Regions from separate parts of the Homo sapiens genome. Here region 2 is linked to region 1. A link is a loop called in an ENCODE intact Hi-C map of the cell type or tissue named here. Cell type or tissue: ovary. All regions are shown on one strand. Links, peaks and the distances in the headings refer to the core of each region. The heading gives the core; the rest is flanking DNA.

Evidence for each region. Peaks named below come from ENCODE experiments on the same cell type or tissue, not always from the same donor. Only the 100,000 strongest peaks of a DNase experiment are listed, where the experiment ranks them.
Region 2: it touches region 1 in a loop (2.9-fold over the local background); 56 of 110 quality-filtered maps call a loop at or near these places.

Annotation. Positions count from the first base shown.
Region 1 is chr13:41,040,188-41,057,148 of GRCh38, reverse strand. It overlaps a transcript of ELF1 not described here. Among named protein-coding and RNA genes, the nearest start is that of TRE-TTC1-2, 12 kb to the left of the region's middle. RefSeq lists an enhancer at 3,461-3,510. In ovary, for the core only: a CTCF peak has its summit at 2,767 (motif pointing left); no DNase peak of the experiment used is centred there; H3K27ac peaks cover 995 bases.
Region 2 is chr13:40,984,868-41,001,828 of GRCh38, reverse strand. The region is part of intron 1 of ELF1 (E74 like ETS transcription factor 1); the gene reads left to right. It also overlaps the pseudogene RGS17P1. Among named protein-coding and RNA genes, the nearest start is that of ELF1, 26 kb to the left of the region's middle. RefSeq lists enhancers at 7,856-8,396, 8,543-8,622, 8,397-8,938, 16,668-16,947. In ovary, for the core only: no CTCF peak of the experiment used is centred there; no DNase peak of the experiment used is centred there; H3K4me3 peaks cover 279 bases.

The DNA of each region.
Region 1 (16,961 bases), core at 1,478-3,977:
GTGAAAGTTCAGTAAATGTTTGCAGAGATGAACGCTGGTATTTAAAGAAGTAGAAGGGATTTTAAAGCAATTACTGCATTTCAGCTAAAATCCGAAGACCTTATCATGGTCTCATAGGTCCAACATTATCTGGACTTTACCCATCTAACCTCAGGTCCTACCTTATCTACCACTTCACTGTATCTTGGCTACGTAGGCTTCCTTTTTGCCATGCCAAACTTATCCTTGTCTCGGAGTTTTGTTTCTTGCCTTTTTCCTTTGCCTGGAATATTCCCCCTGTAGCTCTGCACATCTCAGGTCAACATTACCTTCTCAGATCTTTTCTGACCACTTTAGCTTGAGACTTCCTCTTCCTTGGTTACTTTCTGGTTACTTTATGACATTTTTTTCATTTTCTTAGTATCTGAAATTAACCTGTTTATTTGTTTCTGTTTATTTCTTGTCTTAGTCTGTCAATATAAGTTCCCTGAAGGCAAGGATATCATATGAGATCGTTCTTGTTCTGTATGTAGTAAAGATTCAAACAATAGTAAAGAAGTTGGAACCCTTATACAGTGCTGCTGGAAATGTATAATGGTGCAGTTGCTTTGGAAAACAGTTTGGCAGTTCCTCAAAATGTTAAACAGTTACCATATGATCCAGTATTTCCACTCCTAGGTGTGTACCCAGTAGAAATGAAAACATGCCCACACCAAACCTTGTATACAAATGTTTATAGCAGCATTATTCATAAGCAAAAAGTAGAAACAACCTGAATGTCCCTCAACTGATGAGTGAATAGGTAAAATGTAGTGTATCCACACAGTGGAATATTTGGGAATAAAAAGGGATGAGGTACTCAATCACAAGAACATTACACTAAGGAGTCAGGCATGAAAGACCACATTTTTATTCCATTTATATGAAATATCCAAAATAGGCAAATCTATAGAGAAAGAGGGAAAATTAGTGGTTGCCTTGGATTAGAGGGGATAGGGAGGTTTGGGGTGAGGTGACTGCCAATGTGGATAGTAAATTTAGGGTGATTGAAAGTCCTGAAATAGATTACAGTGATAGTTCTATAACTCTATAAATGCACTAAATAATGTTGAAGTGTACACTTTAAATAGATAAACTTCATGATATGTAAGTTTTATCTCGACTAAACTCTTAAAAGGGATTGAAGCAATAAAAAGCATATAGAATATTTTCTCTCTTGATTTTACATTTATCATTTGGATATTACCTGTTTTAAAATAATAGCAGCCTGGGCAACATGGTGAAACTTCATCTCTACCAAAGAAAAAAAAAAACAAAAATTAGCTGGTGTGGTGGTGCGTTCCTGTAGTCCCAGCTCCTCAGGAGGCTGAGGTGGTAGGATTGCTTGAACCTGGGGGGTTGAGGCTGCAGTGAGCTATGATCGCACCACTGAACTCCAGCCTGGGCAACAGGGTGAGACCCTCTCTCTAGAAAATAAAAATTAAAATAATAATGGAATAATTTAATGGGGAAACTTCAGCTCCTAGTTAGTTCCACAAATGTGGTAAGTGCTTATTAAATAACTGATGGAGGAGGTTAGGTAAGTATACAGATAATTATGATACAATACATAGTTTGATAAATGCTCAGAGGGGACTAAGCCAGGGGTCATAAGTGTTTGATAGTGTTCAAAATCCATATCTGAGTTTGTGTGAGGGGAATGAGGAAAGGCCTCCTGTAGGAGGCAGCATTCGAGATAAGCTTTGAAGGCTGGTTAGGCTTTTGCTGGTAGAGACAGGGATGGGGACAAGGCATTGAGAGGAAGCAAGCAGGAGCAGAGGCATGTCAACAGTTACTAGCACATTTTAATGGAGCTGAGGGTGCAGGTAGGATAGGAATGGGAAATAAGGCTGCGAAAATAGATTAGGGTCTGTAGTGGACAATGTGTTTTTACTATCCTCCTGATGCCTAGTGTGCCTCCAATGGCTCATACTTAGGAAGAACGATACCTCTTACCTGCAGAGAGCTGGAAGTGTCTGGGGACATATCCTCCTCCCGCTCACAGACCACTGTCAGGAGTGTAACTTTGGAGCAGGGGCTTTGACTTGTTTCCCTCTGTATCATCAGACTTGAAGCAGGGCTTGGCACCTGGTAAACATTCAGAAAACATTTGAATGAATGAATGAAAATCAAGAAGTGGCAAGCAAGGTCTATTTAAAGCAAAGCAAAGTTTATTTTACGAAGCCCCTTGACAAGGAGATTTTGGAAGCCTCTTGGATTTGGAGCTAAGGAGTTTAGTTAGGAAAAGAGATTTCTGGTAATACGAGGAATGTTTTAATGAAATGAATTTGGTAGTAACGTGCAGGTTGAACTGGTGGATGGAAGGATTATGTCTGTGCTCCCCATCTCCACTGTCCCTTTCCTGTTCCCACTCCATTAGGCCTTGACAAAGGTCAAGGACTTCCCGCAGTCCAATAATAATCTCCTAACATCTCTCCTTGCTTCTACTCTCTCCCTAAATAGGGTGGTGGCAGCAGAATAGAAAGGATCAGATACAACAGATAACACTGAAGGAAAAAATCTACGACTTCAGAAAGTAAATATTTCTAAAAGAAATAGAGAAGTTATGAAGCACAGATTTTATTGCAGCGGACTGGCAGTTTTTACTCTTAGGGTTGGCCAGCTAGTAAATTTATTGCATACCTGCGTGTGTCTGTGGCTTTCGAACTCTGAAATTGTGCATTGACTCCATGAACAAGTTAATACTGTGAGACTGCCACCCTGTGGACAAAATATCAGGACTAAAACCATCAAGAATTAAAGTTTCATTCATTTGCGATTTACTGTTTTAGAACTGGCTTTGGTTCTTCCACGTTGGTGCATGCAGTGATGCTCATTAAATAGAAAGCTTGAAATTAATTTTTTCTCTGAATTTTTTCTGAGGCTTTTAAATAAAGGGAATCTAAAATGGAACCAGTAGTTTTAAAAAGCTGCAATGATTCAAGAGTGGTTTTTAGATGGTACTTCTTTGCTCTAGAAATTTCATATGGAAGGGTTGGTTTTTTAAAATATTGTGGCATGTAGGCCTGTTGTGAAATGGTCATTTATCCCTTTTGTTGTACTGATTTTTTTCATCCCATTTTATAAGACATATGGTATTATCCTTGAGAGTTATATTTTTTGAGAAATATATCAAACATCCCCCCACACCCTTTTTTGGCTAAGTGAAAGTGGCCTTCTTGCCTCGTTTTTTTGTGGATTTGGTTGTAGTTGTTAAAAGTTCTCTACGTTTTGGATGGATTGCCTTAATTGTATTTATACAAATGAGTTTGGTTTATATTACGCTACTTATTTAGAAGGACACTCTGCTCACAAATTATACTAGTTTGGTAGTTTCATAAACTAGCTTGAATCAAAATAAAATGGTGATTGTGAAATACTTATTTGCTCACTGCAACTCAGGAAATGTTTCAGTTTTGGACTCACGACCAAATAAAACTTTCCTAAGAGATGAGCTGTTTACAGCCAATAATGTTATAAATATCTTACACACTTGAATTCCCAGAGGTGTCAGAAGGGGTGGGGTAGCCATTTAGGGCTTGAAATTTGTGTCACCAGTAAAGCAGAAGTGGGTTGAAGCAGCCATCTGGGGTCAGCAATTGTGCCTTATTTAAGAAGGTGATATCCACACTGAGGAGAATGGATGAATCATTGATTGACCCCCTTGCCACTGATACTTCACCATAGAGACCTGGTACTTTACCATAAGGACCTTACGTTTTGGTAATGTACTAATGGTCAAATATAATGTTAATGATCTTAATTTTTTTTTTTTTTGAGACGGAGTCTCAGTCTGTCACCCAGGCTGGAGTGCAGTAGCATGATCTCGGCTCACTACAAGCTCTGCCTCCCGGGTTCAAGCAATTCTCATGCCTCAGCCTCATGAGTAGCTGGGATTCCAGGCGTGCACCACCATACCCGGCTAATTTTTGTATTTTTAGTAGAGATGGAATTTCACTGTATTGGCCAGGCTGGTCTGGAACTCTTGACCTCAAGTGATCCTCCTGCCTCAGCCTCCCAAAGTGCTGAGATTACAGGCGTGAGCCACAGTGCCTGGTGATTTTAATTATTTAAATATTTCTCTGAGTCAGTTCTGAAAAATGTAGTGTGACAAATGCAATAAACTTTAAGTGTTCGGTTTTATTTAACTTTTTCAAAGTAAATATATGGAGTTGTGGGTAACTTTTCAAAATTATTTTTTGCTAACACATATGTCTCACATTCTACAAACAGTGCTGTGTAATTGTAAGTGAAGTAGACTATGATGAAAGTGCACGTTTATGTAGGTTTACAAGGTAAATTGCCATATAATGTAGATCATTTAGATTAGGTTAGTATTATTTAGATACAGTTTAAGAAAAGTAGCTTACTTTCTTAAATTTATTTTTAAGTATTTACTCATTTATTTATTTATTGAGACAGGGAGTCTCTCTGTCTCCCAGGCTGGAGTGCTGTGTCATGATCATGGCTCACTGCAACCTCTAAATGCTGGGTTCAGGTGATCTTCCCGCCTTGGCTTTCTAAAGTGCTGGGATTACAGGCGTGAGCGACTGTGCCTGGCCAAGGAAGGTAACTTTCAAAATACTTGGTGATCTATTTACTCTTCACCTAGGTATTGAATGAAGAGTCAATAAACTTAAAGATATATTTGTTTTCTAGTCTTCTTTAATGGTTTTGCTATGATATCCTTTTTAAAATTGTAAATGACAATGAACTTACATAAATTTTTAGTTTAACATTTCACCAGCACTTAAGAGACTTTATCACACAATATCTTTCTACATTTTTATGCTATAATGGTTACTATTTCAGGATTAATGGAAGTGTTCACTCCTGAGTTCATTTCACAAATTTAAATACTAAAACATTTTGTTCTTTGAAAAGTAATTCTGGCCAGGCGCAGTGTCTCACGCCTATAATCCCAGCACTTGGGGAGGCTGAGGTGGGCAGATCACTTGAGGTCAGGAGTTCAAGACCAGCCTGGCCAATGTGATGAAACCTCGTCTCTACTAAAAATACAAAAATTAGCTGGGCATGGTGGTGCACACCTGTAATCTCAGCTACTTGAAGGGTGTGTCAGGAGAATCACTTGAACCTGGGAAGTGGAGGTTGCAGTGAGTCGATATCATGCCATTGCACTCTAGCCTGGGCGACAGACTGAGTGAGACTCTGTCTCAAAAAAAAAAAAAAAAAAAAGAGAAAAAGAAAGAAAGAAAAGTGATTCTAATATAGACGACTTGAACTTTGAAAAAGCAATAACTATTCTATAAATTTTGTGTGTATGCAAACTTTAAAACATCTTTTATTTTTGAATGCACACTAATCACTATTGAATACACACCTTTGACTTAAAACATTTTTGTGCTTTATTTTAAATTTGTGGGAAGGTGCCTAGCCTAGTGACTTTTTGATCCAGAGAGTCATTCTAGATTGTCGTAAATCTTTATTTGCAGTTTAATCTTATTACTTAAAGTTTTTTGAATTTAGAGTCCAGAGACCAAGATACATTTCTGATTTAGAATGTGTTGATATATTGCTCTATATGAAACTTTTTTATCCGTTTTCAGGTGTGTGTGTGTGTGTTTTTCATTTTCAGTTTTAATCAAACATTTAATTCAACTTTTCAAGGTTGTAATGGGATTCATTTTACCTCAGCTGTTCAAACGTCTGTGTTTATCATCGATACCCTCTAATGCCAAGGTGCACAGAGCTGAAATAGAAAGGAAGGGTACAGCCACAGGCAAAGAGAATGGGATAAGGTGTCCCAGCGCATGAATTGGGGGCAGTAGTGAAGGAGGAGTATCCTGAAGGGAGGCAAAACATAAGCTTAAGGAATTTGGAGCTCCAAGCAGGCAGGTGGCATCAGAGAATTTCAGATATGAGTGGGAATGCCTTTCATTTGTTTTTTTTTCCCTTTGTTTTTATGCCATTTCACATGAACTACAATATTACTGTCCCTTAAAGTGCTACTTTTAAAAACTTTTTTCTTTTGCATTGCCATTACCTTCTAGAAGGTTGTTTGTTTATGAAACATATTTTTAGATGGCTTTTTGCCACAAATGTGTGGGAAATGAAGGCACATAAAGTTTATATGAAAGCAGTCACAACCTGATACTCATTAGGATGGGTCCTATTAAAACAAAACAAAGCAGAATATAACAGGTATTGGCAAGGATGTGAAGAAACTGAAACTCTTGTACAAGAATTCCTGTGTTGGTGGGGATGTAAAATGTTCTGGCCACAATGGAAAACAGGATGGCACTTTCTAAAAAATCTGAAAGAGGCCGGGTGTGGTGGCTCATGCCTGTAGTCCCAGCACTTTGGGAGGCTTAGGCAAGTGGATCACGAGGTAAGGAGTTCGAGACCAGCCTGGCAAATATGGTGAAATCCTGTCTCTACTAAAAATACAAAAATTAGCTGGGCGTGGTGGCAGGTGCCTGTAGTCCCAGCTACTTGGGAGGCTGAAGCAGAAGAATCCCTTGAACCTGGGAGGTTGCAGCGATCCGAGATTGTGCCACTGCACTCCAGACTGGGTGACAGAGCGAGACTCCATCTCAAAAAAAATTTTTTTTGAAAGAGAATTATCATAATCCAGCAATTCTGCTTCTTGATATATACTCAAAATAATTGAAAGCAAGGTCTCAGAGATATTTGTATGTTCTTAGCAGCGTTACAATAATAAATATTTATTATGTTACCAAAAGGTGGAAGCAACCCAAAGATCAGTCAGTGGATGAATGGTTAAAGTGTGGTGTGTACATACAGTGAAATGTGATTCAGCCTTAAAAAGGAAGGAAATTCTGACAACATGCTACATAACCTTGAGGACATTATGCTAAGTGAAATAAGCCAGTCACAAAGAAGATATACTGCATGATTCACCTTATATGAGGTACCTAGAATAGTCTCATAGAGACTTAAGTAGAATGGTGGTTGCCAGGAACTGGGGGTAAGGGAGAAAGGGGGGTTATTGCTTAATGGATATAGAGTTTCAGCTTTGAAAGATGAAAAGAGTTTTGTTGCACCACAATGTGAATGTACTAAAGACTATTGAACTGTATACTTAAAAAGGATTAAGATAATACGTTTTGTTCTACTTTACCCCAATTAAATAATTTTAAAAAGCAAATTTCAGTTTGTATGTGGATACTCTATGCACATTATTTATGAATGTAAACAGCATCTGTAATGATGCAGTTTCTTATTTCACCAATATGTGAGTGTTAGATGCTGGGATAAAACAATGATAAAAGCTGACAAGATCCTCATGAAGCTTGCAGTTTAGTGGGAGAGACGGACATGGATTGAACAAGTAAAAAGTGTGCTTAAGTGTACACGCATGGCAGGGAGACCCCTAACATAGTGTAGGGAAGGGCTGGATTGAGAAGGCTTCCCTAAGGACATGACGTTTCTGTAGAGATCCAAAGGATGACTAAGCCTTATGTAAGAGAAAGGGAGAAAAGGGAAGAGAGAGTAGATTGAGGGAGTAGCATTTTGCAAATGGTCTGCAAGGAGGAAAGAGTGTATTTTGGGAAATGAAAGGCCTGGTGGGCTGTCATGTAGAAAGTGAGATGCAATGGGAGATGAGGCTGCAAGGTATCAAATCATATAAGACATTCTAGGCCATGTTAGATATTTTGAATTTTATCTTCAGCAGAGTGGGCAGATATTGATGGGTTTTAAATGAGGGATTATGGAGGTGGAATGGCATAGGAGCAAGAAAAATGATGTACTTTTTTGTACACTTGGTCTTTAACTGTAAACTACCTGTTTAGTATGGTGCTTGAATGTTGGAGGGGATTGTATATTGGCCACCATTGTGAGCTGTTCATATGGTAAAGTGTACTTAAAGGGTGAACTTAAGAGAATTGTCAAGGGTAATTGAGGATAAGTGATTTTCACCTTGATACTGTGATTTGGTAGTTTGAAGCCCTAGAAATTGATACTTGACTTGGGAGAGTCTGGAGTAAGAAGAAGACTTTGAGCTTTTAGGACCTCTAGTGGTAAGTGGTGAGGAGGTGGGGCAGAGAAAACTGAGAAAGAGTAGTCCAGAATTGGGGCAAAATCAGGAGAGTGTTATCACAGAAGCCAAAGAAGTGTTTAAAGTGATAGGTCTAACACAACAAGTTCTGAAAGTGTTCATTGGATTTAGCCCTGGGAGGTCATTAACTTTAGTTAGATTTAGTGGCATAATAGGGGCAGAATTAAGTTAGATTAGGCTGGTTGAAGAATGAGCGGGAGATGAAGAAATGAGTAGGTGAGGACAGTATATACACATCTTTTGAGGAAGTTTGGCTGTGAAAAGCAGGGAGTGAGAATGAATAGTAGTTGTAGTTGGGGTTGCGGTGTGTGACAGGGTGCCAATTCAGGTTCTTTTTTTTTTTTTAAAGGAAAAACTTGAATTAAAAAAATACCTTCGGCTAGGCGTAGTAGCTCACAACTGTAATCCCAGCACTTTAGCAGGCTGAGGTGGGCGGATTGCTTGAGCCTAGAATTTTAGACTAGCTGGGGTAACATACTGGTATCCTGTCACTATAAAATATTAAAAAATTAGCTGGGCTTGGTGGTGTGCCCATAATCCCAGCTACTCGGGAGGCTGAGGTGAGATCACTCGAGCCCTGGAGGTCAAGGCTGCAGTAAGCTGTGTTTGTACCACTGCACTCCAGCCTGAGTGACAGATGGAGACCTTGTCTCAAAGAAAAGACTGTAGGCAGTTCCAAGATGGCCAAATAAGAACAGCTCCAGTCTACAGCTCTCAGCGTGAGTGACGCAGAAGACGGGTGATTTCTGCATTTCCAACTGAGGTACCGGGTTCATCTCACTGGGGCTTGTCGGACAGTGTGTGCAAGACAGTGGGTGCAGGCCACCGAGCGTGAGCCGAAGCAGGGCGAGGCATCGCCTCACCTGGAAGCGCAAGGGGTCAGGGAATTCCCTTTCCTAGCCAAGAGAAGCTGTGACAGAAGGCACCTAGAAAATCGGGTCACTCCCACCCTAATACTGTGCTTTTCCAACGGTCTTAGCAAATGGCACACCAGGAGATTATATCCTGTACCTGGCTTGGAGGGCCTCATGCCCACAGACCCTCGCTCATTGCTAACACAGCAGTCTGAGATCGAACTGCAAGGTGGCAGTGAGGCTGGGGAAGGGGCACCCGCCATTGCTGAGGCTTGAGTAGGTAAACAAAGTGGCCTGAAGCTCGAACTGGGTGGAGCCCATTGCAGCTCAAGGAGGCCTGCCTGCCTCTGTAGACTCCACCTCTGGGGGCAGGGCATAGCCAAACAAAAGGCAGCAGAAACCTCTGCAGACTTAAATGTCCCTGTCTGACAGCTTTGAAGAGAGTAGTGGTTTTCCCAGCACAGAGTTTGAGATCTGAGAACAGTCAGACTGCCTCCTCAAGTGGGTCCCTGACCCCCAAGTAGCCTAACTGGGAGGCACCCCTAGTAGGGGCAGACTGACACCTCACACGGCCAGGTACCCCTCTGAGATGAAGCTTCCAGAGGAATGATCAGGCAGCAACATTTGCTGTTCAGCAATATTCTCTGTTCTGCAGCCTCTGCTGCTGATACCCGGGCACACAGGGTCTGGAATGGACCTCCAGCAAACTCCAACAGACCTGCAGCCTGAGGGTCCTGACCCTTAGAAGGAAAACTAACAAACAGAAAGGACATCCACACCAAAAGCCCATCTGTACGTCACCATCATCAAAGACCAAAGGTAGATAAAACCACAAAGATGGGGAAAAAACAGAGCAGAAAAACCAAGAATTCTAAAAATCAGAGCACTTCTCCCCCTCCAAAGGAATGCAGCTCCTCGCCAGCAACGGAACAAAGCTGGACGGAGAATGACTTTGACGAGTTGAGAGAAGAAGGCTTCAGACGATCAAACTTCTCTGAGCTAAAGCAGGAAGTTTGAACCCATGGCAAAGAAGCTAAAAACCTTGAAAAAAGATTAGACAAATGGCTACCTAGAATAACCAGTGTAGAGAAGTCCTTAAACGACCTGATGGAGCTGAAAACCATGGCAGGAGAACTACGTGACGAATGCACAAGCTTCAGTAGCCGATTTGATCAACTGGAAGAAAGGGTATCAGTGATTGAAGATCAAATAAATGAAGCGAGAAGAGAAGTTTAGAGAAAAAAGTAAAAAGAAACGAACAAAGCCTCCAAGAAATGTGGGACTATGTGAAAAGACCAAATCTGCGTCTCATTGGTGTACCTGAAAGTGACGGGGAGAATGGAACCAAGTTGGAAAACACTCTTCAGGATATAATCCAGGAGAACTCCCCCAATCTGGCAAGGCAGGCCAACATTCAAATTTGGGAAATACAGAGAACACCACAAAGATACTCCTTGAGAAGAGCAACTCTAAGACACATAATCGTCAGATTCACCAAAGTTGAAATGAAGGAAAAACTGTTAAGGGCAGCCAGAGAAAAAGGTCGGGTTACCCACAGAGGGAAGCCCATCAGACTAACAGCAGATCTCTCAGCAGAAACTCTACAAGCCAGAAGAGAGTGGGGGCCGATATTCAACATTATTAAAGAAAAGAGTTTTCAACCCAGAATTTCATATCCAGCCAAACTAAGCTTCATAAGTGAAGGAGAAATAAAATCCTTTACAGACAAGCAAATGCTGAGAGATTTTGTCACCACCAGGCCTGCGCTGCAAGAGCTCCTGAAGGAAGCACTAAACATGGAAAGGAACAACTGGTACCAGCCACTGCAAAAACATGCCAAATTGTAGAGACCATTGATGCTAGGAAGAAACTGCATCAACTAACAAGCAAAATAACCAACTAACATAGTAATGACAGGATCAAATTCACACATAACAATATTAACCTTAAATGTAAATGGGCTAAATGCTCCAATTAAAAGACACAGATTGGCAAATTGGGTAAAGAGTCAAGACCCATCAGTGTGCTGTATTCAGGAGACCCATCTCATGTGCAGAGACACACATAGGCTCAAAATAAAGGGATGGAGGAAGATCTACTAAGCAAATGGAAAACAAAAAAAGGTAGGGGTTGTAATCCTAGTCTCTGATAGAACAGACTTTAAACCAGCAAAGATCAAAAGAGACAAAGAAGGCCATTACATAATGGTAAAGGGATCAATTCAACAAGAAGAGCTAACTATCCTAAATATATATGCACCCAATACAGGAGCCCCCAGATTCATGAAGCAAGTCCTTAGAGACCTATAGAGAGACTTAGACTCCCACACAATAATAATGGGAGACTTTAGCACCCCACTGTCAACATTAGACAGATCAATGAGTCAGAAAGTTAATAAGGAAGGATATCCAGGAATTGAACTCAGCTCTGCACCAAGTGGACCTAATAGACATCTACAGAACTCTCCACCCCAAATCAACAGAATATACATTCTTCTCAGCACCATATCGCACTTATTCCAAAATTGACCACATAGTTGGAAGTAAAGCTCTCCTCAGCAAATGTAAAAGAACAGAAATTATAACAAACTGTCTCTCAGACCACAGTGCAATCAATAGAACTCAGGATTAAGAAACTCACTCAAAACTACATGGAAACTGAACAACCTGCTCCTGAATGACTGCTGGGTACATAACGAAATGAAGGCAGAAATAAACATGTTCTTTGAAACCAATGAGAACAAAGACACAACATACCAGAATCTCTGGGACACATTTAAAGCAGCGTGTAGAGGGAAATTTGTGGTACTAAATGCCCACAAGAGAAAGCGGGAAAGATCTAAAATTGACACCCTAACATCACAATTAAAAGAACTAGAGAAGCAAGAGCAAACAAATTCAAAAGCTAGCAGAAGGCAAGAAATAAGTAAGAGCAGAACTGAAGGAGATGGAGACATAAAAAACCCTTCAAAAAATCAGTGAATCCATGAGCTGTTTTTTTTTTTTAAAGATCAACAAAATTGATAGACCACTAGCAAGACTAATGAAGAAAAGAGAGAAGAATCAAATAGATGCAATAAAAAATGATAAAGGGGATATCACAACTGATACCACAGAAATGAAAACTACCATCAGAGAATACTATAAATACCTCTATGCAAATAAACTAGAAAATCTAGAAGAAATGGATAAATTCCTTGACACATACCCCCTCCCAAGACTAAACCAGGAAGAAGTTGAATCCCTGAATAGACCAATAACAGGCTCTGAAATTGAGGAAATAATTAATAGCCTACCAACCAAAAAAAGTCCAGGACCAGATGGAGTCACAGCCGAATTCTACCAGAGGTACAAGGAGGAGCTGGTACCATTCCTTCTGAAACTATTCCAGTCAATAGGAAAAGAGGGAATCTTCCCTAACTCATTTTATGAGGCCAGCATCATCCTGATACCAAAGCCGGGCAGAGACACAACAAAAAAAGAGAATTTTAGATCAATATCCCTGATGAACATCGATGCAAAAATCCTCAGTAAAATACTGGCAAACTGAATCCAGCAGCACATCAAAAAGCTTATCCACCATGATCAAGTGGGCTTCATCCGGGGGAATGCAAGGCTGGTTCAACATAAGCAAATCAATAAACGTAATCCATCATATAAACAGAGCCAAAGACAAAAACCACATGATTATCTCAATAGATGCAGAGAAGGCCTTTGACAAAATTCAACAGCGCTTCATGCTAAAAACTCTTAATAAATTCTGTATTGATGGGACGTATCTCAAAATAGTAAGAGCTATTTATGACAAACCCACAGCCAATATCATAATGGGCAAAAACTGGAAGCATTCCCTTTGAAAACTGGCACAAGACAGGGATGCCCTCTCTCACCACTCCTATTCCACATAGTGTTGGAAGTTCTGGCCAGGGCAATTAGGCAGGAGAAAGAAATAAAGGGTATTCAATTAGGAAAAGAGGAAATCAAATTGGCCCTCTTTGCAGATGACATGATTGTATGTCTAGAAAACCCCATTGTCTCAGCCCAAAATCTCCTTAAGCTGATAAGCAACTTTAGCAAAGTCTCAGGATACAAAATCAATGTGCAAAAATCACAAGCATTCTTATACACCAATAACAGACAAACAGAGAACCAAATAATGAGTGAACTCCCATTCACAATTGCTTCAAAGAGAATAAAATACCTAGGAATCCAACTTAAGGGATGTGAAGGACCTCTTCAAGGAGAACTACAAACCACTGCTCAATGAAATAAAAGAGGACACAAACAAATGGAAGAACATTCCATGCTCATGGATAGGCAGAATCAATATTGCAAAAATGGCCATACTGCCCAAGATAATTTATAGATTCAGTGCCATCACCATCAAGCTACCAATGACTTCACAGAATTGGAAAAAACTACTTTAAAGTTCATATGGTACCAAAAAAGAGCCCACATTGCCAAGTCAATCCTAAGCCAAAAGAACAAAGCTGGAGGCATCACGCTACCTGACTTCAAACTATACTACAAGGCTACAGTAAGCAAAACAGCATGGTATTGCTACCAAAACAGATATAGACCAATGGAACAGAACAGAGCCCTCAGAAATAACACCACACATCTACAACCATCTGATCTTTGAAAAACCTGACAAAAACAAGCAATGGGGAAAGGATTCCCTATTTAATAAATGGTGCTGGGAAAACTGGCTAGACATATGTAGAAAGCTGAAACTGGATCCCTTCCTTATACCTTACAAAAAATTAATTAAAGATGGATTAAAGACTTAAATGTTAGACCTAAAACCATAAAAACCCTAGAAGAAAACCTAGGCTTTACCATTCAGGACATAGGCATGGGCAAGGACTTCATGTCTAAAACACCAAAAGCAATGGCAACAAAAGCCAAAATTGACAAATGGGATCTAATTAAACTAAAGAGCTTCTTCACAGCAAAAGAAACTACCATCAGAGTGAACAGGCAACCTATAGAATGGGAGAATATTTTTGCAATCTACTCATCTGACAAAGGGCTAATATCCAGAATCTACAAAGAACTCAAACAAATTTACAAGAAAAAAACAAACAACCCCATCAAAAAGTGGGCGAAGGATATGAGCAGACACTTCTCAAAAGAAGACATTTTTGCAGCCAACAGATACATGAAAAAATGCTCATCATCACTGGCCATCAGAGAAATGCAAATCAAAACCACAATGAGATACCATCTTACACCAGTTAGAATGGCAATCATTAAAAAGTCAGGAAAGAACAGGCTGGAGAGGATGTGGAGAAATAGGAACACTTTTACACTGTTGGTGGTACTGTAAACTAGTTCAACCATTGTGGAAGATGTGGCGATCCCTCAATGATCTAGAACTAGAAATGCCATTTGACCCAGCCATCCCATTACAGGGTATATTTTCAAAGGATTATAAATCATGCTGCTCTAAAGACACATGCACATGTATGTTTATTGTGGCATTATTCACAATAGCAAAGACTTGGAACCAAGCCAAATGTCCATCAATGATAGACTGGATTAAGAAAATGTGGCACATATACACCATGGAATACTATGCAGCCATAAAAAAGGATGAGTTCATGTCCTTTGTAGGGACATGGATGAAGCTGGAAACCATCATTCTCAGCAAACTATCGCAAGGACAAAAAACCAAACACCGCATGTTCTCACTCATAGGTAGGAATTGAACAATGAGAACACTCGGACACAGGAAGGGAAACATCACACACTGGGGCCTATTGTGGGGTCGGGGGAGTGGGGAGGGATAGCATTAGGACATATGCCAAATATAAATGACGAGTTAATGGATGCAGCATACCAACATGGCACATGTATACATATGTGACAAACCTGCACGTTGTGCACATGTATGCTTGAACTTAAAGTATAATAATAATAAAAAAAAAAAGAAAAAGAAAAAGCTGTAACCCCAGCACTTTGGGAGGCCCAGGCAGGCGAATTACTTGAGGTCAGGAGTTAAAACTGTGCAAAGTGAAACTTTGCCTTTACTAAAAATACAAAAATTAGCCGGGTGTGGTGGCATGCAGCTGTAATCCTAGGTACTCAGGAGGCTCAGGTAGGAGGATCCCTTGAACCTGGGAGGCAGAGGTTGCAGTGAGCTTAGATCGTGCCACTGCACTCCAGCCTGTGTGACAGAACAAGACTGTCTGAAAAAATATAAATACATAAGTAAATAAATAATATCTCCTATAGAGTTTAGGAAATATTTGAAAAATATACACTTTGCTTAAACAGGATCTACTGAATACAAATATGACCTTCCCACTGACTTAGTCTAAATATGGTATTCCGGGATTGTGTACACACAGGTATTGAGATGTGAAGGTCTGTATGTTACTATACTAACTTCTGATCATCTGGAAAGTAAAAAATAGAGAATCTTGAGTCCACCTAAGACTTACAGTTGAATCTTTAGGTGTAGGACTCAGGAGTGTGTGCATCTTTAGATGATTCTGGTGCATCTGATCTATGGACTGGCTTTTTGAAGTCTTCTGGATGCCCTTTTTTTTTCCCCCTGGAAAAAGGGTCTCACTCTGTTGCTCAGGCTGGAGTGCAGTGGCGCAATAATGGCTCACTGCACCCTCTGCCTCCTTAGCTCAAGTGATCCTTTCTTCTTAACCTCTGAAGTAGGTGGGACTACAGGTGCGCGTCACCACACCCGGCTAATCTTTCTGTGTTGTTTGTAGAGACAAGGTTTCTCCATGTTGCCCAGGCTGGTCTCCTCAGCTCCAGTGATTTTCCTGCCTCAGCCTCCCAAAGTGCTGGGGTTACAGTCATGAACCACTGCACCTGGCTCTGGATGATTTTTAATAGTTCTGTCTTGAGGATTAAATGAGATGTGTATGTCAAGGACTTAGCAAAGAAAGACTTTGAAAATGTCGTCTGCTTATACAGTTCGGATGGTGTAATAGGTTTTTTTTTTTTTTTTTTTGATGAAACCAGCTTGATCCTTTTTTTCTTACTGTAAAAGTGCTTCATGCTCTGTATAGGTTCTTCTCTAGCTGCTTTTTGTACTTCTTCCCTCTCCTCTCTGCATTCTAGCCATGATGCTTCCTCCTACCCCACTGCCTTTGTTTGTGCCTATAATTTTCTCTCCTGATGGTATGCTTCCTCAGCCTCTTTACATGACTGGCTGCTTAACATTCAGGTTTCATATCCACGGTCACCTTTTCAGAAAGGCCATCCCCAATCACTCTATCTAAAATAGGTTTTCCTGGTCATTCTTTGTCACTTGTTGATTTCCTTCAAATGGGGACAGGGACCATGTTTGAATTGTTTACCTTAGTCTGCGGAACAGTGCTTGGCTCATAGTAACTACTTAAATACCGAGTAACAAATATGAGTCATAGAAATCTTACTAGCCAGAGTAAGTACTGTTAACTCTTTGTGCAGGGATCCCCAGCCCCCTCAGGCCTGCAGACTTGTACCCATCCGTGGCCTGTTAGGAACCAGGCGGCACAGCAAGAGATGAGCAGCAGATGAGCGAGCATTACTGTCTGAGCTCCACCTCCTGTCAGATCAGCAGCAGCATTAGATTCTCATAGGAATATGAACCGTATTGTGAACTGTACATGTGAGGGATCTAGGTTGCCTGCTTCCTAAGAGAATCTAATGCCTGATGATCTGAGGAGGAACAGTTTCATCCCAAAACCATCCTCCCCAACCCCTGCCCCCCATCCGTGAAAAAATTGTCTTCCACAAAACTGTCCCTGGTACCGAAATGGTTGGGCACTGCTGTTTTAGTTGACCATCATTGCATATACTGAAATGTAGATCATGCATATATAAGTATTATGTGATCACATACTGTTTTGTAACTTTTATATTTCACTTAAATATGTCCTGGAGATTTTTCCATACCTGTACCATTTTATTTAGACAATAGCAGTATGGTACATTCCATATAATGGGATATAGTTTCTGTGACGTTTCCCGATTTACATAATAGTTTGTTTCTAGTTTCTTACTACTTTGAACAATATCGTGCTGAATATATATCTACAT
Region 2 (16,961 bases), core at 5,480-7,979, 59 kb after region 1:
CTGTCTATAGTTGTGATCACAGTGCACGGCAACCTTGAACTGTTGGGCTGGAGTGATCTTCCTGCTTCAGCCCCCTGCTATGGGAGCGTGCCACTGCATCTGGCTTTACATTTTTAAAGCAGAATATTTTGAGGGGAAACAGAATGTTGTGATTAAGATCACTAGATTCTAAGCCCTATGAGGGCACAAATTTTGGTCGGTTTGTTCACTGCTGTATTCCCAGCACTTAGAACAGGGTCTCTCACGTTGTATGTCTGTTCTTATGCCAACCACGCTATTTTGGTTATTATAGCTTTATATTCTATTTTGAAGACTTGTAGTGTGGTGCTTCCAGCTTTGTTATTTGCTATTTGAGATCTTTTGTGGTTCCACAAAATATGGATGTGGTTCTCTTTTTAAAAAAAAGATAGATGGAGTCTTGCTATGTTGCCTGGGTTGGTCTCAAACTCCTGGGCTCAAGTGATCCTCCCATCTTGGCATCTCAAGGTGTTGGGATTACAAGCATGAGCCACCATGCCCAGCCTTCATATAAATAATAATTAAAAAAAAATGTTGGCCAGGCACAGTGGCTCACGCCTGTAATCCCAGCACTTTGGGAGGCCGAGGCAGGTGGATCATGAGATCATGAGTTCAAGACCAGCCTGGCCAACATGGTGAAACCCCATCTCTACTAAAAATACAAAAATTAGACAGGCGTGGTGGTGGGCACCTGTAATCCCAGCTAGTTGGGAGGCTGAGGCAGGAGAATCGCTTGAACCCGGGAGGTGGAGGTTGCAGTGAGCCGAGACTACACCATTGCACTCTGGCCTGGGCGACAGAGTGAGACTCTGTCTCAGAAAAAAAAAAAAAAGTGTTTTTCCTATTTCTGTGAAGAATGTCATTGGTATGTTGATACAGATTGCATTGAATCTGTAGATTTCTTTGCGTTGTATCTAATTATTTATTTTATGATTTATTTTTATCATCTTTCCTAATCTCCTTGAGGACGTGTCAGATTTTTGTATCTATGCAGAGATATCAGTAGTTATTAGAGATGTTTAAGGATTAAATAAAAAGCAGTATACTGTACATGTTTTACTTTGTAAACCATAAAGAACTTATTAGACATTAGGTATTGCTAGTAAATAATAATATAAATAAACCTTATTGTGATATTGTACAATTCCTGGATGTGTCTTTATAGTAAAGTATTTTTTTAAATCTAGTAAGTGCCCATTACATCTACTGAGACAACTTTGAATTCTTGAACTTTCCAAGAGTACAACAAAGCGATAAAGCAGAAAACACCTCTGATAAAGACCCAGGTTCGGCCCAGTGTGGTGGCTCACGCCTGTAATCCCAGCAATTTGGGAGGCCGAGCAAGCGGATCAATTAAGGTCAGGAGTTCAAGACCAGCCTGGCCAATGTGGCGAAACCCCGTCTCTGCTAAAAATACAAAAATTAGCCCGGTGTGGTGGCGTGCCTGTAGTTCCAGCTACTCCAGAGGCTGAGGCAGCGGGAGAATTGCTGGAGATAATGACACTGTGCTTTAGCCTGCCAAACAGAGTGAGACTCTGTCTCAAAAAAAAAAAAAAAAAAAAAAAAAAAAAAAGCCAGGTTCAATGCAGCCTCATTTGGTCAACTAATTATTTTTACAAAAGCATCTTCTGAATGTCACCTTGTAAGAAAATGAAGATTTTGTGAATGCTGGTGATAGCAGTCTGTATTTCAGTGACGAAGAAAGGTGGTTCTGTTATTTATATCACATATTTCTTCATTGGATAACTAAGTCAGCATCATCTATTCAAAATATTTAATACTGAGAAGATATAGTCATCCAAAGATGCAACAGTTCATATATTTCAAAGTTACACTGGTGTTCAAGTGAATGATGGGCAGTTTTGATGTTCAGTTGAATAATAAGAAGGATTATGTGGTAATTAGTCATACGTTTTCGAAAATCTTATTTTCCTATTTCTCCCCTCTTCCAATTCTTAGGTGAAGAACAAAAACATGGAGTAAATTAGGTGATTTAAAGAGTTTTGCCACACCCTGAGCAGAATAAAAAGCACTGTTGAGAATCTCTATTTTAAGTAATTAATGAAGAATTTAAGGAGGGCAGTATACACATTGGTGATGCGAAGTTTTCAATGTAGCAGTCAAGCTGTGGAATGTCTTTTTAAACTGTCCTCATCGTTTTTGGATGGTGGTTGCCACATCCCACTTACATGACTTGCATTGGGCTTTATAGTCATCGACCACCATCTATTGTTGCAACCCAGTTTGATAACCTCCAGCAACTTTTTTTACTTCTTCTCAAATCATGCCTAAATTCTACTGCCTGACTTTCTATTTCCCATTGTGAACTCTTAGCTCTTATCAGGCTGTTAACTATCTCTAAACTTTGGTCATTTTTGAGTCTCTGCATTCTTTTGTGTCGGCATTCACGTACGCATACACGCACAGACACAATATATTTTTACTATCTTTTCCTTTCCCCTTTAGTCTCTCCAACTCCTACCTTCCTTCTGAGGTTCAGTTTAGTTCCCACATTATCTGTGAAGTGTTTTCTTTACCTGTTTGACCATCTCGTCTTCTAAAATACTGCATTTATGCATTTAGTTGCTTCTCTCGGTCTTGTTGCAAAAAACAAGTTTCATGGGAACAAGGGCCATGCATTATCTTTATATTTTCCACAGTGCTGAGCCTAAGGGAAATTCAATAAATACTTAACAACATTTTACCACGAACTCCATCAATAATAGCACAGGTGCCTCTAAAATTAGATATTTGGGATCTTTTGATTAGTTCTGGATGCATCAAATAAGCATAACTAAACTATTCTTTTTTTGTTTGTTTTTGAGACGGAGTCTTGCTCAGTCGCCCGGGCTGAAGTGCCTCAGCTTTCTGAGTACCTGTGACTACATGTGTGCACCACCATGCCCAGCTAATTTTTGTATTTTTTAGTAGAGATAGGATTTCATCACGTTGGCCAGGCTGGTCTTGAACTCCTGGTCTCAAGTGATCTGCCTGCCTTGGCCTCCATAAAACAGTTTCCTATTAGAGAAAACCTAATGCCAGGATATTTGATGCACTTTAGTTAATAGTAACTGAAATGGATTCAACTGATTTAAAAATTGATTGAGAAATTATATTATGAAAGATGAAAGTCTAAATCTTTAATTGTTCTGTATATGTTTTACTTATTAATGGTATTTAAAGTTTGCTTCTATCTAAGATTTGTACAATAGTAAAATATAAAGTTAATGTATAATTTATAAATACCACATACAGGCATACATCAGTTAATGACTGGGATACATTCTGAGAAATGGATCATTAGGTGATTTCATCCTTTTGCAAAAAATCACAGAATGTACCTACACAAACCTAGATGGTATAGCCTACTACACACCTAGGCTATATGGTATAGCCTGTTCTCCTAGGCCACAAACCTGTACAGTATGTTACTGTACTGAATAGTATAGGTAATTTTAACACAATGGCAAGTATTTGTGTGTTTAAACAAACATAGAAAAGGTGCAGTAAAAACATGGGGACTACTGTTGTATATCTGCTTCATTGTTCACCAGAATGTTGTTATGTGGCAAATGACTGTATATATCTTACAGTACTAAGCCCATGGCCTTCCATATTTTCATTTCTCATCTTGTGGTTTTGCTGCTTCTTTTGTTTTGTTTTTTTGAGACAGGGTCTCTCTGTCTTCCAGGCTGGAGTACAGTGATGCTATCTCAGCTAACTGCAACCTCCACCTTTTGGGCTGAAGTGATCCTCCCGCCTCAACCTCACGGGTAAGCTGAGACTGCAGGCTCCACCACACCCAGCGAATTTTTTTATTTTTGTAGAGATGAGGTTTCACCTTTTTGCCCAGGCTGGTCTCAAACTCCTGGCCTCAAGTGATCTGACCACCTCGGCCTCCCAAAGTGCTGGGATTATGTGCATGAGCCACTGCGCCTGGCCTGCTTCTTGTTTTTTGGGTTCATTTGAGTTTAGAAGCTTAGATGATTGCCAGACAGTTACAAAGATGATTGTAGGAAGAATCTCATTTTAAAGATCCTGACATGAAACATCAGAACTCTTTGATGATATCCAAGCTGACTTAGAATCGTTTTATGTAATTTAAAGAAGAAAAGAGGATATTGAGTGTGGTGGCTCACACCTGTAATCCCAGCACTTGGGAGGCCAAGGTGGGAGGAATGCTTGAGCCTGGGAATTTGAGACCAGCCTGGGCAACATATCAAGACTCCATCTCTTAAAAAAAAAGAAAAAAGATGGCCGGGTGCAGTGGCTCACACCTGTAATTCCAGCACTTTGGGAGGCCAAGGTGGGTGGATCACAAGGTAAGGAGTTTGAGACCAGCCTGGCCAATATTGTGAAACCCTGTCTGTACTAAAAATACAAAAATTAGCCTGGCGTGGTGGCGGGTGCCTGTAGTCCCAGCTACTCGGGAGGCAGAGGCAGAAGAATCGCTTGAACCTAGGAGGTGGAGGTTGCAGTGAGCCGAGATTGCACCACTGCACTCCAGCCTGGGCAACAGAGTGAGACTCCGTCTCAAAAGAAAAAAAAAGATTAAAATAATAAATGAAGAAGAAAAGAGGTAGACTGTGAAAACAGATCATTCAGGGTTTTTTTTCACTCACACAGGGAGCAGGAAGTTTTGTGCACAAGGAATCATAAAGTCTTTCAAATGTGTTGGTAACTTGGGAAAAGATGGAAATGTTTATTTCCCTGGAGATTATGTCCTTAAACCTGGTTGCACTGTGACTTGAAAGAGGATCCTAAAATGTCACAGGAACAAAAGGTTGTGATTGTCAGAGAGTAGTTGGAAAGGTCTGGATTCGGTGGCAGTGAGTACAGACAGAAGGCCTGGAAAGAGGTAGTATATATTGGGTTCTTGGTGAGATTAAGGCAGGGCTGACTTCGGCTTCTTCAATAGTGGGATGGGGAAGTTGGGGAACTATAAAATGCAGAACTGCTGGATTGTTGTTTTTGAGATGATAGTGAAGAGTATTAAGATTGTGTTGGAGCTATAGTTTAAAAAAAAAAAAGACTTTATTTTTTAGAGCCATTTTAGATTCACAGTAAAATTGAGAGGAAAGTACAGATTTCCCATATACCTCCTGCCCCTGCACATGCATAGCCTCCCCGTTATCAGCCTCTCGCTAATCACCTGCACCAGAGCGGTGCACTTGTTACAGTTGATGAACCTACACTGACACTTTGTCACTTGAAGTTCATAGTTTACATTAGGGTTCACTTATGGTGGTGTACATTTTATGGGTTTGGGCAAATGTCACTTAGTAATAAGCATTTAAGTTTCCACATGTCTTTTTGTGGCTTGATAGCTTATTTCTCTTTAGTGCTGAATAATATTTCATTATGTGGATGCACTACAGTTTATTCACCTACTGAAGGACATCTTCGTTGCTTACAAGTTTTGGCAATTATGAATAAAGCTGCTGTAAACATCCATGTGCAGGTTTTGTGTGGACATAAGTTTTTACTTCCTTTGGGTAAATACCAAGGAGCACAGCTCTATGGTGTAAGAGTATGTTTAGTTTTGTAAGAAACTGCCAAACTGTCTTCCAAAGTGTACCATTTTGCATTCCTACCAGCAGTGAATGAGAATTCCTATTGTTCCACATCCTTGCCTGCTTTTGGTGTTGTCAGTGTTCTGGATTTTGGCCATTCTAATAGGTTTGTAGTGACACCTCATTGTCATTTTAGTTTGCATTTCCCCAGTGACATATGGTGTGGGGCTTCTTTTCATATGCTAATCTGTATATCTTCTTTGCTGAGGTGTCTGTTAAGGTCTTTGGCCCATTTTAAAATCAGGCTATTTTCTCTGAGTTTTGAGAGGTCCTTGCATATTTTAGATAACAGTCCTTTAATCTGTGGTTTGTCTTTTCATTCTCTTGACATTGTCTTTCACAGAGCAAAATTTTTAATTTTAATGAAGTCCAGCTTATCAATTCTTCCTTTGATAAATCCTGCATTTGGTATCTATAAAAAGTCATCACCAAACCCACATGCATCTAGATTTTTCTCCTATGCTATGTTCTAGGAGTTTTATTGTTTCCTATTTTCCATTTAGGTTTGCGATCCATTTTGAGTTAATATCTGGGAAGGGTATAAGGTCTGTGTCTAGATTCTTTTTTTTTTTTTTAATGTGGATATCCAGTTTTTCTACCACTGTTGGTTGAAAAAACTCTTTTCTTTATTGTATTGCCTTTGTCCTTGACAAAGATGGTTGACTATATTTATGTGGTGCCATTAACCGTGCTCTCTATTCTGTTCCATTGATCTATTTTGTTCTTTCACCAGTACCTCACTGTCTTGATTACTATAGGTTATAGGTGTATTTTTAAGCTCAATCCATAGAATATTTCCGTTCACTTCTCCAGTCTAGGTATTCAGACATCCTGTCTTACAAATCTGACTACCATTTCCTCACACCTTCCACATCATGAGGAGCTATTTTAGCCTTGTTAATACATTTGGAGTTTTGCCTGTAGGTGATGGAAGCCATTAATTGTCAGAGAAGTAAGTTGATCATATTTTCACTTTTGGTAAATGACTCCTACTCCAGGCTTAAGAGCCACTGGAGTGGGGCTAGAATAGAGGTAGTAAGGGCCGATCAAATAAATATATGAAAGAGCATTTCACCTAATAATGAGCATGAAGTGATTTAGATGACCTTTAAATCTTGCTTTCAGTTGTTGGTGTGCCTCCGTGTAAGAGTGAAACTTCTTATAACAGAATACAGTTTCTACCAGAAGAGAGTTATGCTGTGTGGGAATTGGAGGTGGGGGAGGCGTGTCATGTAGCAAAATCTCCTGGGGAACTTTGAAACAACATATCCCTGGCTTTTCACCCCCAATCAGTGCCAGCATGAAACAGTTACTAATGGGAATCTGCTGTATTCTCAGATGGGGGAACCATTGCACTAGGGCATGTCTTTTCTAAGAAAATGGAAGTATTAACTGGGAGAATAAAGGGTCACAGAAATGAAACAGTTTACTTGCAAGTTAAATCTTGTTTGTTGGAGAGAGAAATTTTTTTAACTGCCTGAACAGGTTTTGCTGATAAAGACGTTTTAGCATGTTTATGTTTTCTTTTTAATGAACAGAATTAAAACAGTATCTCATAACTGTTAGATATTTCGCTTGTTTATTTCTTTCTTTTTGAGACTGAGTCTTGCTCTGTTGCCCAGGCTGGAGGGCAGTGGTGCGATCTCAGCTTACTGCAATTTCCACCTCCTGGGTTCAAGTGATTCTCGTGCCTCGGCCTCCAAGTACCTGGGATTACAGGCACCCCCCCACCATGCCTAGGTAATTTTTGTATTTTTAGTAGAGACGAGGTTTCACCATGTAGGCCAGGCTGGTCTTGAACTCCTGACCTCAAGTGATCTGCCCTCTTGGGCTTCCCAGAGTCCTGGGATTACAGGCATGAGCCACTGCACCTGGCTGATATTTCTCTTTTGATTTTGAATTCTCTTTGTTTTCAGAACATGCTCAAAAAAAGAGTTAAACTTGAGACCACAGGTATGGACAGGTCTAGGTATTCAGTCTGTTTGGCTGTTCTGCAGGGTGCTATAAATGCTACCCTGGTATCAGTGTATTCTGATACCAGGTTAGTCCAAGTGGCCAATGATGGGAAGTGAAGAACTATGTGAAAGAACTGGAATTTCAGGTTTGGGTAGTGAGTAATTGTGGCCCTGCCTTCAGAGTCCTGGAACTTTTCACCTGGTTGTCAGCAAAAAGGCAAACACATAGAAAAGTCAGTCTGTTTAGTTTGATCATATTGATTTTTTTTTTTTATTATTAGCATGGTTGAAGCTAAGGTGACCTTGATCAAGTTGCCAAAACCTGTTTCAGGTTTGCTTAAGTCACCAGAAGTTTGATTGAGACATCCTATACAAAAAAAAAATCGATTTGTGCTTTATTTACATAAAAATAAAACTATACTTTTGATAACGTCCTGGGCACTTCCCTCTGCTTACTCCCCCTCAATTAAAAAATGCCTAATTTAAATTAAAGAACCCGGCCAGGTGCAGTGTTTCATGCCTATAATCCCAGCACTTTGGGAGGCCTAGACGGGAGGATTGCTTGAGCTCAGAAGTTTGAGATCAGCCTCAACAAGATGATGAGACCCCTTCTCTACAAAAGAAATTATAAAAAATTAGTCAGGTGTGGTAGTACACACCTATAGCCCCAGCTACTCAGGAGGCTGAAGCGGGAGGATCACTTGAGGCCAGGAGTTTGAGGCCATAGTGAGCAAGGATCATGCCACTGCCCTCCAGCCTGGGCAACAACGAGACCCTGTCTCTAAAAAATAAATAAAAACTAGTTCCTCGCCCGCTGGGTGCTTAAGTTGGGCGGATAGTAGCAAACGGGCTCCGCTAGAGGACAGAGCCGCCCAGCCCCGCTCCCCCCAGACCCATCGGTGCACTGCCCACACCTGCAGGCAACTGGCTAATTGGGTCTTGTAGCTGAAATGTGAAAAAGGCAGCAGTCCCAAAATGAAGGAACACCTGCTGTGTCTCAAGCGCCTGGAAACCAGAGGCCCAACAACATCTGTTGCTTTTGTTGGTGCTGTTGTTGCAGCTGCTCCTGCCTCACTGTTAGGAATGAAGAAAGGGGAAAATGCAGGAAGAACCACACACACTACAAAAATGGAGAGTATCCAGGTCCTAGAGGAATGCCAAAACCCCACTGCAGAGGAAGTCTTGCCCTGGTCTCAAAATTTTGACAAGATGATGAAGGCCCCAGCAGGAAGAAACCTTTTCAGAGAGTTCCTCTGAACAGAATACAACAAAGAGAACCTACTTTTCTGGATTGCCTGTGAAGACTTAAAGAAAGAACAGAACAAAAAAGTAATCAAAGAAAAGAGAAAAGGCTAGAATGATATATGAAGATTACATTTCTGTACTATCACCAAAAGAGGTCAGTCTTGATTCTCGAGCTAGAGAATTCTTGAGTTAGAGAGGTGATCAACAGAAATTTGTTGGCTCCTAATCCTCACATGTATAGTTCTCTCCAGCCCCAAGTAACATCTTTTCAGATGAATTCCAGGGGATGTTCAAGACTTTGACTCTAATGAAAACACTACAAAAGGAAAATGTTGCCCTAACTGATAGAAGGTCCCAGTTTGGGAATTGATTTTATTCCTATGATAAAAGCTCTAAGATGAGTAGGGAAAAGGAACACTATCAAGCATTGATGACAATAACCAAATGTAATATTTTTAAATATGTCATATGTGCAATGTGAAATTCATTCTTCCTTCATTATTTCTCATATTAAATCTCATTTCAGAAATTTTAGAATTTTAAAACTGTTGACTTATACCTAACTGCTATCACTGCATAACAGCTTTTAAACAGTTAGAAATAAACATTTTAGAATAATAAACAGATTGTGTTTCTATCCTAAGCTTGGATACATTTCCTTTCTAAAGATCTAGCTCTTATTGCTGTATTAAAAGAATGCCACATACAATGCTTACTAATGGAAATGTGTGTTCACAGATGCACTTAGGGAGCGTAGTGTAAAAACATCAGGAACTTAAAATTACAAATTTGATTTCAAGTTACATTTCTGTCTCATGCGACTTTGGGCAAATCGTTTATCTTCTCTGAGTTCATTTTCTCATCTGCAAATGACAAATAAAATAATTATCAGGATGGCTATGAGCATTAAATAAACGTGGAAAGAATAAAATGTGACATTATTTTATCAGAGTTCTTCAACACAATAATTGTTATTTTATGCTTGTATTAAATGTCATTTTAATGCACTTTCCCCTATTTTTTTCCAAAACATACAATAAACATCTGATTTAGCTATTCATCAGAACATACAATCATATTTTAAGATGGAACACTATATCAATGTTATTGCTTTGCTCAATAATGTGATCCCAAATCACTACTTGCAGTTCACCATCACCTCAAATCTATAGAAATGTTTCTTTCAATGACATACATAGATAGATAGATATACAATTGTAGGTTAAAATTAAAGTTTAAATAAGAGAAGTCATTTGAAAATTTTATTTCCAAAGGAAATAAAACAACATTCCCAAGGACAGAAATAATATCAAGTTATTTGCTAAATATATAAATGAGTTATAGGCCTAAGACTAAGATATAAGAGATTGACAATTAGAAAACACTTTTCAATATTAAGGTAGTATGATTTTCTTTAACAATTTTACAATGAAAATAAAAACTTAATAAAAGGTGGTAACGGGCCAGGCATGGTGGCTCACACCTGTAACCCCAGCACTTTGGGAGACTAAGGCGAGAGAATCACTTGAGCCCAGGAGTTCCAGATCTGTCTTTGCAACAAAGTGAGACCCTGACTCTAAGAAAAAATAAAAATGTTTACAATAAAAGTAAAATTTAAAATAGTAATGTGTCCATGAAAACTTTAATTTTAGAGTAGTTTTATATTTACAGAAAAACTGTAAATAGAAAGGTCCCTTACAGACCTATGGGACATCTGTCAAAATTAATAAACCAGTATTGGTCATTAAGTTCATACTTTATTCAGATTTCCTTAGTTTTTAACCTGATGTCCCTTTCCTGTCCCAGGATCCCACCACATTACATTTAGTTGTCATGTTTCCTTAGGCTTCTCTTAGTTGTGACAGTTCTGAAAGCTTCCTTGTTTTTGATGACAGTTTTGAGAAATAAACTGGTATTTCGTGGAATGTCCCTCTGTGGAGATTTGTCTGATGTTTTCCTCATGACTAGACATGGGTTTTTGGTTTTTGGAAGAACACAAAGGTAAAGTGCCATGCTTATCACATGATATCAAAGGTATATGCCATCATCAGGACTCTTCTTAGTTGTGACAGTCTCTCAAACTTTAGGCTTCTCTTAGCTGTTGATGTTAACCTTGATCACTTAGCTGAGTTAGCATCTATTATGTTTCTCCACTGTAAAGTAACACATTTTTTTTTTTTTTTTTTTGAGACAGAGTCTCGCTCTGTCACCAGGCTGGAGTGCAGTGGTGCGATCTCAGCTCACTGCACCCTCCGTCTCCCGGGTTCAAGCAATTCTGCCCCAGCCTCCCGAGTAGCTGGGACTACAGGCACACACCACCAAGCCCGGCTAATTTTTGTATTTTTAGTAGAGACGGGATTTCACTATGTTGCCCAGGCTGGTCTTGAACTCCTGAGCTCAGGCATTCCACCTACCTCAGCCTCCAAAGTGCTGGGATTACAGGTGTGAGCCACTGCACCTGGCCAAAGTAATATATTTTTAAAGAGATTATATTGAAGGTAAAATTTCTGGACATTTACACTGAGCTAAACAAATTCTGAGCAGATTCTTCAACCCTGATATTAGGTTCCATTAAGTGATTACTAATACATGCTATAAAGAAAATACAGTAAAGTAGAAAAATAAAAGTCCAAAAGTCTTATCCTGAATATTCACCTAATAGAGGCGAAAGTGAATTTTTCCCTTGAACTATCTGGGTAAATAATTACAATAATCCTCCATATACTTTCAATATTAAATATCTTAGTCTTACTCATTGTCATAAGAGGTAACTTAAACTGGTAGTTTTGCTTAGTGCATTTCTATATTGCCCTCCACTAGTCAATGAACACTGAATATTGAAATAATGTAAAAGACCTGATGTATTTCCTACCAGCTTTAACCAATTTGTCATAAATATGTTTCTTGTGTATGATTTTTGAATGTTTGCTAAATAATGTGTTTGGTTTTGTAAAATTATGTATCGAATGTGTATAAATTTTTACTACCATGTTCATCATACTTAATCTATAACCATATATTGTACTCCACCAATGTTTATTAGTGGACAATAAAGAAGTTTTAAATGCATGAATACAACTTAAGAGACACCACACTTGGTTATTTTGCAATGCCAGAATAACAGTGGATACTCAATAAATTGAATAGTTAATCCAGATTATGTTTCCTCCAATTTAAGCTTTTCTGGTTTTTTAAATTCCCCCTTCCTAGAATCAGTTTTATCATTTTACCTATGTACAATAATATATTTCTGGAAAATGCTAGAATTTTCACCATGTAGTAGAATTTGAGCACGACAATAATGTAAAAAAATTCAGAAGTCTCAAACTAGGTAGCTTTCTTTGAGTTTTCAAAGTAAATCAAGATAGAGCTGTTTTCATTTTACTATATTGTGGAAATCTATGGATGTTAGTGTAAAATGCATGTGCATTACACTGACTTAAAATGTTTTGAATTAATAAAGAATTCAACAATAAAAAAATTAATTAAAAAATAAAAGAATGCTTAATTTTAAGTAGCTATCTTGCATACCTACCTAAAATATATTCATAGTAAATACATGGTACCTGTTTAGATTGCAAAAACATAGTTTTAAACTTTCTCTCAACTTTCTTAAATTCGTTGAATATTTGAAAAAATTTAAATGAACAGTTGGGGTATAGAAACATTTTCTTTTTCAATTATGAGAACACTGAGTGCAATGAAATGATTTGTTTGCCTTGTGACATTAACTTGTGTTTTTTCCCTTCAACTTTGTGTGTAGAGTACCTGGTTTAGAGAAAGCAGGAGCTGAGAAAGTATGACTATTCTTTTTTGGGAAAGTTCAAATCTGGTTTCTTAACTATACCTACATTTTGGGATGTTTCTTTATTGTTTTTTCCATATTCGCATATTTTAATGTAAATTCTAGCAATAATACTGTATTTAAAATAGCTAGAAAGGCTAGGCGTAGTGGCTCATGCCTGTAATCCCAGCACTTTGGGAGGCTCAGGTGGGCAGATCACTTGAGCTCAGGAGTTCGAGGCCACCTTGGGCAACATAGTGAGACACTGTCTCTACTGAAATTACAAAAATCAGTCAGACGTGGTGGTGCACACCTGTAGTCCCAGCTACTTGGGAGGCTGAGGCATGAGAATCACTTGAACCCAGGCGGAGGTTGCAGTGAGCTGAGATCGTGCCACTGCACTCCAGCCTAAGCGATAGAGCAAGACTCTGTCTCAAAAAGAAAAAAAAGAACTAGAGAGAAAAATATCAGTACAAATCTATTTTGAAGTATTTTAATGAGTTACTAAATTGTGGTAGCCTTCTAAAAAGGCTTATACATGTTTCCTTTTTACTTTTTAGGCTGAGTGAAAATGTAAGGCAAGATGATATGATATAGTAAACTTGGGAGATAATAATAGTAAAACTCTAAGACTTAAAGTAGTAAATAGGGAAATCTACAAACCCTCTGCACCAGTTGTTTCAGTTAAAAATATGGTTGAAAATGATTTATCCCAAATATCAAGAGATTGCATAATATATAAAAGCATTTTAATTGACAGTTGTACTGGGGTATGGTAAGGTACTTTTGCTAGGTATTTGTCTAGGGGATTTCTTATTTTTCCAGATATTCTGCTAAGGAAAAAATATTAATGAAGTTCTGTTAATATAGATATAAAGGTACCAGTAGGAAATCTGGGCTTTTCTTGCTTTCTTTGCCACTAACTGGCTGTGTGTCCTTGGACACATCAGAATGCTCTAGGCCTAAATTCTTTTTTCTTTTCAGTGAATATGTTGTCCTAGGTAATCCTTAGATCTTTTTCAGCTCTAATATCCTGTGATTTCACACTTTTAGATTGAGAATGGGCAAACTTTGGAAGACTGTGTGCAGTTTATCTTCATACCACTGACTTCATTTCTGCTGGGAGCTAATATAGAGCCTTCTACCATGTTATAATAGAAAACAGATTTTTTAAAAGACCAAACTATGGTCAATCACACAGGAATTCAGTCATTACAGATTATGGGTTTATTGCTTGCTTCTCATTTCTACTTGGTATAACTTCACTTCTTTTCTCTCACTTTCTTACTCTGTTTTCTTTCATTTCTGTTATATTTTTTCAATGGTTTTTCCGAATATTGCATTTCTTACCATGACTATCTGTATATACTGAAAAGAGCCCTTTTATTAGGTTACCACATCTTGTGAAAGTTCTTTCTGTTCAGTTACTTGGTGTCTAGAGTTACTGTAGCATTCCAGTTTTTTAGATACTGCCAACCTACAAACATGCCATATGTACATAAACAGACACAGTCTGAATTACATACTTCATTAGAGAAGTCATTCAACCACGTCATTGCTTTAAGCTGGTATATTTCACCTTCTTTATCCCAGAATTGTCTGATCTAAAACCTTTTTGTTTGATTGATTCTCTTTATTAATTTTCTTTCTTTTTTTTTTTTTTTTTTTTGAGACAGAGTCTTGCTCTGTTGCCCAGGCTAGAGTATAGTGGCGTGCCTCGGCTTACCACAGCTTCTGCCTCCTGGGTTCAAGCAATTCTCCTGCCTCAGTCTCCCAAGTAGCTGGGATTACAGGCACTCACCACCATGCCCAGCTAATTTTTTTTTTGTGTTTTTGGTAGGGACGGGGTTTCACCATGTTGGTCAGGCTGGTCTCGAACTCCTGACCTCAGGTAATCTACCCGCCTCGGCCTCCCAAAGTGCTGGGATACAGGCGTGAGCCACGGCACCGGACTATTTATTAATTTTCACCATAAACAGTTGGTACCATAGTAACTTAAAAGGAGAGCAGTGATTTTCGGCCGGGTGCTGTGGCTCACGCCTGTAATCCCAGCATTTTGGGAGGCCGAGGCGGGTGGATCACAAGGTCAGGAGATCGAGACCATCCTGGCTAACACGGTGAAAGCCCGTCTCTACTAAAAAATACAAAAAATTAGCCGGGCGTGGTGGCGGGCGCCTGTAGTCCCAGCTACTCAGGAGGCTGAGGCAGGAGAATGGCGTGAACCCGGGAGGCGGAGCTTGCAATGAGCCGAGATGGCGCCACTGCACTCCAGCCTGGGCGACAGTGAGACTCCCACTCAAAAAAAAAAAAAAAAAAGAGCAATGATTTTCTAAAAATATATTTATGAATTCGTGGGTTTAATATCCTTGTGTCTAAAAACCTTTCTGAAGGAATCTTAAATTTACATTCAATCAGTGATCAATTTTGACTATCATATTTTTTTTAGTACCTGAAATCTTCTATAATAAATTAAACAAGTAGCCATTTGAAGTGGTTGTAGTAGCTAGTAGTGTGGCTGAGGGTTTTGTGTTTACCATCAGTGAAGTCATTTTGTTTGGAATGAGGCATAATGGGACTCTGTGTTAGGGAAGCTTGCCAGAGTGAAGTCCTCGCCTTGAAGCAGCAGGATTTGTTAAAAAGACGCCAAACCTTGAAGCACTGGAATAGAATTACAGTTTTGTTGACAATGGGCTATAATGTTCTTTTTCTGGAGTCTAGCAAATAGCTATGGTAATAGAGACTTCCAGGGAGTACAGAAATGACCCTTAAGGAATTATTAGTTACCTAGCATGCACCTGTTACATATTTCTTGCATATACTTACAGCGCTAAAGAAGCTAATGTTAATTCAGTGCATGTTATGTGCCAAGTATTCTGCACATGCATTTTTGCATCTACACAACAGCTCTAGGTTTTGGTATTACTTTACCCGTTTTACAGAAGGAAGAGACTTGAGACTGACACCTATTTTATGGAAAGAGGGGACTGAGACACCAAGCAAGTAACTTGTCCAGTCTTCTGTCACACTGCAGAAGATTGGCACCCAATCGGTCTGACTCCAGAGCCTGTTCTCTGAACTGCTTTGTGTTACTATTTTACTTTAACTCCAAAGCTTATTTTGGGGATGACAGGTTAGGAACCTTGTTGCTAAGTATTCCTGTGGCATGTCTCCTTGGAGAATAAGAATATGGTCCTCACCCAATTAAGAGACATCTGAGCCAGCCTAAGATTTTTTTATTATCTGGTAGATGTCTGCCTGGATGCCCTCTGAAAACTGTGCAAATAAGTTGACCGCTTATGTCTGTGTGATGAAGAAGTAGTTTCACTTATGTTTTTCCTTGTTACTTTATAAAGACTGACACTTTGAAAAAAACATGTTTGAGAACTATTAATACAGCAGAGTGCTTCCTGACTATAATAGATAATTAAGGATGGGTAAATTTAAACAAGTTTTAAATTTACTGAGGACCTTTCAATTTGTTAGGTTAGAACAGAAGCCTTTTTTCTAATCCGAGTGCCCATATTTTTTTTCCATCTAAGACCGTATTTGAGGAATTAGATGATGCATTTAGTTTTGGACATGTTTTTTACACACTGACTTCAAGGGGCACTGATGTAGACTTGTCTTATAGTTTAGTGACTGGATTTGGAGCTCAGAAGCTGAACCTAGAGATGGAGATTTTAAAAATTTTTTACATATGCGTTTACTTAATCTGTGTTATAAACTGTTATAGCAGAAAGGACTTTGGTGGATTTTAGAGGCCCAGCTGTATATTACAGTTTTAGAGAGAGTCCTGATTTAGGAAACAAGAATTCTAGTTTTAGTTCTGTTTTGCTTGTAGACCGTGAGAACTTGACCACCCCAATTTACTAATTAAAAATGGAATCATTGATTTAGATCTTCAGTCTTGTCTGTTACTGAAAAAATTGTAAGATACCTGGGCTTTGTAATCAAAGATTATAAGAATCTTTGATATCTACAGGTGCTCCCTCTGGATCAGGTATCAGAAAATGTATTCTCAAGAATCACCTTGATGCAGAAGAGTATATAAGTACACAGGGGAGAGGAAGAGGAGCAGGAAAGATGACAGAGAATCAAAGACATGATTGAGCCAGTAAAATGCTTTTCTTTGCTTACACATTTTCAGTTTGTGGACTTCTCTATAGAAATAAGCAAAAGCTACATGCCAGAGCAAAAGTGTCTTTTTCTGCTGCAATAAGTGGCTTAGTGATTGTGGGGAGCCATTTCAGTTTTGATTTATTACTGTTAGTTGTTAGTATGTATAAGGTGTGGGTATGTTGGTTGCTTATCCTGATTTTTTAGATTTCTGAAAGACAACTGTTAAAGCACAGTAGCAGTGTGGAAGTGCTGGTACGAAAAGGTACA